Regions from separate parts of the Homo sapiens genome. Here region 2 is linked to region 1. Evidence: read pairs that join two places in POLR2A ChIA-PET (ENCODE). Cell type or tissue: GM12878. All regions are shown on one strand. Region 1 overlaps ABCG1 (ATP binding cassette subfamily G member 1). Region 2 overlaps AGPAT3 (1-acylglycerol-3-phosphate O-acyltransferase 3).

Region 1 (2,500 bases):
CTCTGAATTTCATCTGGTTTAGAGAGGAAAATGGGCAGCATCATTTTGTCACCTTCTCTCTTCCCAGGGGCGTTCTGTGCTTCTTGAGAACTATACCTCAATATCTGAGTTGGCTAAGTCTCTAGAATATGAATTTCAAAGAGCTTAGCCTGGCCAGCAGGGCTCTCTTGGAGCCCTTTTTCTCTCCCAGCCCTGCGTCTCCGCAGCCACTCCCCATGGGCTAGCCAGGCTGAACTGCCAGTCATTCTAGCATTTGTGCTTTCTTTGGGCCACTCTCTCTACCAAGAACCCACCTCATCTCCCCAGGCTAGGGGAAGCCTTCCTTCATTCACCCTTAACCCTGTGGCCAGGAGAGTCTTTCTTGGTTACTCTTCGTACTCCTCTGCCCCTACGATCATGGGATTATGGCACTCAGCATGGGATTTTGTGCTTCTCTTCTGAGCTTCCAAAATTACCCCTGCGTCTCAGCTGCCCAGCCAGTGCCTGGCTCAGAGCTGGCATGCAAATGAATGAATGGAATCACAAAAAGCTAAATCACAGTAGAAGAGCCTATACTTTTACCCTCAAAGACAGCTTGGTAGAGAGGAGAAGTAGAGAGGAAAACCAAGAGCCTTGAGATGCTGGGCTGTTTTGATCTTCCCTTGCTGTGTCAAACCCATGAGCCACCTCTGACTAAGCTTCACGCAGGTGGTTTCTGAGGGCTGTTTCTTTGGCCGCACAGCACCGTGGATGGACAGAGGGGTGGCTGGGGAATGGTAAGAGCCTGGATTCTGGGTCAAGCAGCCTACTCTTGAATGCCAGCTCCACCTCTTCTTAACCATGTGACCCTGGGCCTCAGTTTTTGCATCTGCAGAACAGGGCTGATCCAAGTGCCAAACTCAGGATTGGAGTGAGGAATAGCAGAGGTCATCACTACAGCCAGGGCTGGCACACAATAGTGCTCAAGGTATTTTAATGTTACAGGTCAAATTTTGCTAAAAATTGATTTTCGTGTTCCTGGTTTCATGAAGGCAAATACTCCTCTTTCTAATAATAATAGTATTAGCTTGGTATTTATTAGTCTGTGAGCAGTAACTTACTCTGTCTTCACAGCAACCCTGCGGTCAGGTTTTCTACCCATTCTTTTTGAGGGAGGAAGATGCTGTGGCCGGAAGCAGTGAGGGCCTTTGCTTGGGCATCACAGAGAGTGCCATCTCTTACACAAAATGGGGATTTCGAATCTCAACACTCTGAGCTCTGTGCTTTCCCCCAAGACAGGCTACATGCTCCCTGGAGTTGTCCTCCAAGAGAATCTTTGTATGGTTCCTTTTCTGAGACTTCTGGTTTCTTCCTCATGGCTCATATTATGACTAATTTCAGACGCGTTAAATCCCTCTATCTTGAGACTTGTGTACTTGCGTGTACAAGACAGGTAACAGTCTTATTATTTCTGAGAGATCTCTCAAGTACTTTCAGATCGCTGGATGACAAGCTTTGCATCTTTGAACTATTTATATTTCAGTATCTACATTTGTGAGTTACTGGATGGAAATTTCCACCATTCAAACAAAGCTTGGCAAGCAACATTACACTTCAGAATTTGGCTCACGGGCGAGGTTGATGCAGGTTATCTTAGGAGGATGTGAGATGTTATCAGCTCCTGCGTGTTTTAGTCTTGTGGCTAGATGGTCATGACTGAAAATTGAGGATGTTGTGCCCACTGCTCTGGTTGGCAGCTCGTGGCAGGGAGAGGTGGCAGCAGCTCTGGGGTTGGTGGGAGCCACAGTCTCACACCTATTGGCAGGTCGTGAACATTGTTCTTGGATTTGCAAATATTTAATGTAAATCCATTAATGTTGTAGCTTTATAGAAAATGCACTTACTCTCCTTTGTGGTAATTCTAAATTAATATGTAACAAGGAGGTTAAGATGAATTGAACTATATGTGGAGCTTAGTTAAAATTTTCTTTCTCCCGCTATTTCTTTCAAAAAAATGATTCCAGGTGTAGTACTTGTTAGCAAAATGCCCTCAGTAAAGGAGGAGGCAGTATAGGATAGAGCTCAGGAATGTGGGCTCCACAGTAAGAGAGTCTGGGTTCAGAATTGGCTCCACCGCCTACTAGCAGGGCAACTGGGTGACTTACCCCTCCTGTGAAAAGGAAATATTAATAATAAAAATATCCATCTTATTAGATCAAATAGCTTGATACCTGTGAAGCACTGTGACCAGCTTGTGGCACTTAATAAACCATGGCTACCCTTCTTATATGTGATGTAATAAAATCATAATAGCTTAGAATCACTAAGATGGATCAAAGCCTTTTAGTTCTCATTCTAAATGTGAAGTGTGGCTTGATACCTTAGGCTTTAGAAATGAAAGGGAAAGAGCAAGGGTATAGTTGGTGGCCACTGTTGATTTAGTGTTTCCTAGGCGCCGGGCAGTGTGCTCAGAGCCTCACACCTATGTGCTCCCATGAGCCTCATTGCTGCCCTTTGAGAGTGGAGGGGCAAGGGGAGGTGT
Region 2 (2,500 bases), 1.7 Mb after region 1:
GAGTAGCTGGGATTACAGGCATGCACCACCATGCCTGGCTAATTTTTGTATTTTTAGTAGAGACGGGGTTTCTCCATGTTGGCCAGGCTGCTCTTGAACTCCTGACCTCAAGTGATCCACCCGCGTTGGTCTCCCAGAGTGCTGGGATTACAGGCGTGAGCTACTGTGCTGGGCCTTGATTAGCTTTTTTTAAAAACTGCTATAAGTAGCTTACTGTTTTGTTGATTTAAAAAAAATTTCAATTTAGCTATTAAGATTAAAAAAAATTTTTTTCCTTTTATATTTATTAATTCCTTCAGTTACTTTGTAATTTTCAACTTTTTAAGTTGGAGGCTTCATTCATTCTCTTACTGTCTTGCTTTCATTTCTAAAGATGTAAAGTAATCAATGGGTTAAATTTTCCTCTAAAGCACTGCTTTAGTTTTATTAGTATGGTTTCTAAAAATTCTTCAGTTTTTACTTCTATTTTCCCTTTAAGAGGAATATCTAAGAAGATAATGTTTAAATTTCAGTGTAGAAAACCCTGTTTTCTGATTTTGTTACTAATTTCTAGGGAATATTGTTTGTATTTTAATTATTACTTGGTATTGGTTGAAAATTTCTTTGCTGCTTAATATATGGGTGCTGTTTATGAATGTTTCCATGGGATACTGAAAAAAGAAAGGTGTGTTCTCTCTTACCAAGTACAGAATTGCCTCTTTCTCCTTATGCACTGCTTCTTTAATTTTGTTGTTTATATGTCTGACAGCCTTGTGTGCTTATTTCTTGCCCGCGTGTTCTGTCTCGGGTTGGAAGGGACACGCACGTCTCCTGCCTTCACATGCTGAGATGGGTTTCTGTAGCATCCCCAGAATTTCTGCTGAATGAAGTGTGTCGGGTTATTTGGTACGAACATATCGAATGACTATATCTGCTCTAAGAATTTTAGTTTTAGCGTTATATTCCTGATGTCTCATTTATTTCATTTGGCCTGATATTTTATTGTCTAATATCAAGATATTGAACCCTTTTTTTTTTTTTTGCATTTTTCCAGTATATATTTATTTCATGTATTTTTAACTCTGCTGAATTTCTCTGTTTTAGGTCTTTCTCTTCTATCTGCAGAGTTGGGGTTTGTTTTAAGCCAGTGCGAATGTTGTCCTTTTAGTAGGTGATTGGAGGCTTTTTGTATCGGTAGATATGATTGGTGTGTTTGGACCAGGGCTGTGGTCATTTTGTGTATTTTAGGGAGTTGCAGATAAAATACATGCACGTTCGCACACACAGCACAGACGCCTGCATCTTCCCATGCGTGGTTTCTGCTCTTGCCTCTCTGGGTTTTTGTTTCACTTCGGTCGAGTTTTTGGTGGTGTTGAGCGGATAGCCGGGGAAGTTGGAGTCTTGTTTGTGGCCGCCTCGTGCTCGTGTCTGTATCTAAGATCCTCAGGCTGCTCCTTTTTGGGTAAGGTCTGTTGCTTCTCTAGGAACAGTGACGGTGGCAGAGCCCGTGGCCCCTCTCTCCTGTCCCAGAGCCAAGCTGTTTCCTCTCCCCACTCCCGGGCACCCTGCGGGCAAGTGAGGGGGGCCCACTCTGCCCTGGCCTGCCCCACCGCCCCATTTGCTGGGTTGTCCTCAAAGCACACGGTAAGCACCCCCGCCCCCGCCCCCCACACACGTACCGCTGTCAGCCTTCTTGCTCGTCACCTCCATCCAGGGCACATCCGCCCCTCTGGGTGCTGTGAGCCTGTTGCCGGCGCGGTCCCGCTGCTCCTCCTTCTGCTGCCCTGCACTGCCGTGGCACAACCCTCCCTCCGGGTCTCTGCTGAGCCCTCCAGGCGCTCAGGTCTGCCGTCTGGTTGCAGGTGTTTTATAGAGTGCAGCTTTACGCTCCCACTCCAGTCATCTCCACGTTGGTGTCCGTCTGTGTGTCCTCTCTGCCTTTAAGTTCTGCCTCTGTGTGACACAGTTTCACAGTTTCTGTGACCAAAACACAGGTTTAGTCGCTTGCTGCTGGCAGAGTCCAATTAACAAGAGCACGTCGGGTATAAAGAAAGTGACTTTATTCCAAAGCTAGCTTAGGGGAAGAGGTAAAGTGAGGGTACCACTTTGCTTTTGGAGCAGAAAGTGGGAACTTTTAAAGGTGGGGGGATGTGTGGCACACAGGGGAGGAGGCTGGCAGGTGGGGGTCCGCATAACTCGTTTCGCTGCCTTATCTACCGGGTGGTCGAGTTGGCATCTTCCCCGGCAGAACTGTGTTGGGGTGTTGTGGGTATTGTGGGTATTGTGGGGGTTGTGTTGTGGGTGTTGTGGGGGTTGTGGGTGTTGTGTTGTGGGTGTTGTAGGAGTTGTGAGTGTTGTGGGGGTTGTGGGGGTTGTAGGGGTTGCGGGTGTTGTGGGTGTTGTAGGGGGTGTGGGTGTTGTGGGTGTTGTGGGGGTTGTAGGGGGTGTGGGTGTTGGGGGTGTTGTGTTATGGGTGTTGTGGGGGTTGTGGGTGTTGTGGATGTTGGTGTTGTAGGGGTTG

What was found. ChIA-PET counts read pairs that join two places held together with the same protein. Peaks named below come from ENCODE experiments on the same cell type or tissue, not always from the same donor. Only the 100,000 strongest peaks of a DNase experiment are listed, where the experiment ranks them.
Region 2: POLR2A ChIA-PET joins it to region 1 with 16 read pairs; 2 of 35 experiments call an interaction of 5 or more read pairs at or near these places.

The regions. Positions count from the first base shown.
Region 1 is chr21:42,237,106-42,239,605 of GRCh38, forward strand. The region is part of intron 2 of ABCG1 (ATP binding cassette subfamily G member 1); the gene reads left to right. Among named protein-coding and RNA genes, the nearest start is that of ABCG1, 19 kb to the left of the region's middle. RefSeq lists an enhancer at 164-213. In GM12878, no CTCF peak of the experiment used is centred here; a DNase peak (open chromatin) is centred at 1,226; H3K27ac peaks cover 1,254 bases.
Region 2 is chr21:43,915,537-43,918,036 of GRCh38, forward strand. The region is part of intron 2 of AGPAT3 (1-acylglycerol-3-phosphate O-acyltransferase 3); the gene reads left to right. Among named protein-coding and RNA genes, the nearest start is that of AGPAT3, 52 kb to the left of the region's middle. RefSeq lists enhancers at 1,151-1,701, 1,702-2,251, 1,774-1,823. In GM12878, no CTCF peak of the experiment used is centred here; DNase peaks (open chromatin) are centred at 1,305, 1,709 and 1,957; H3K4me3 peaks cover 1,659 bases; H3K27ac peaks cover 1,387 bases.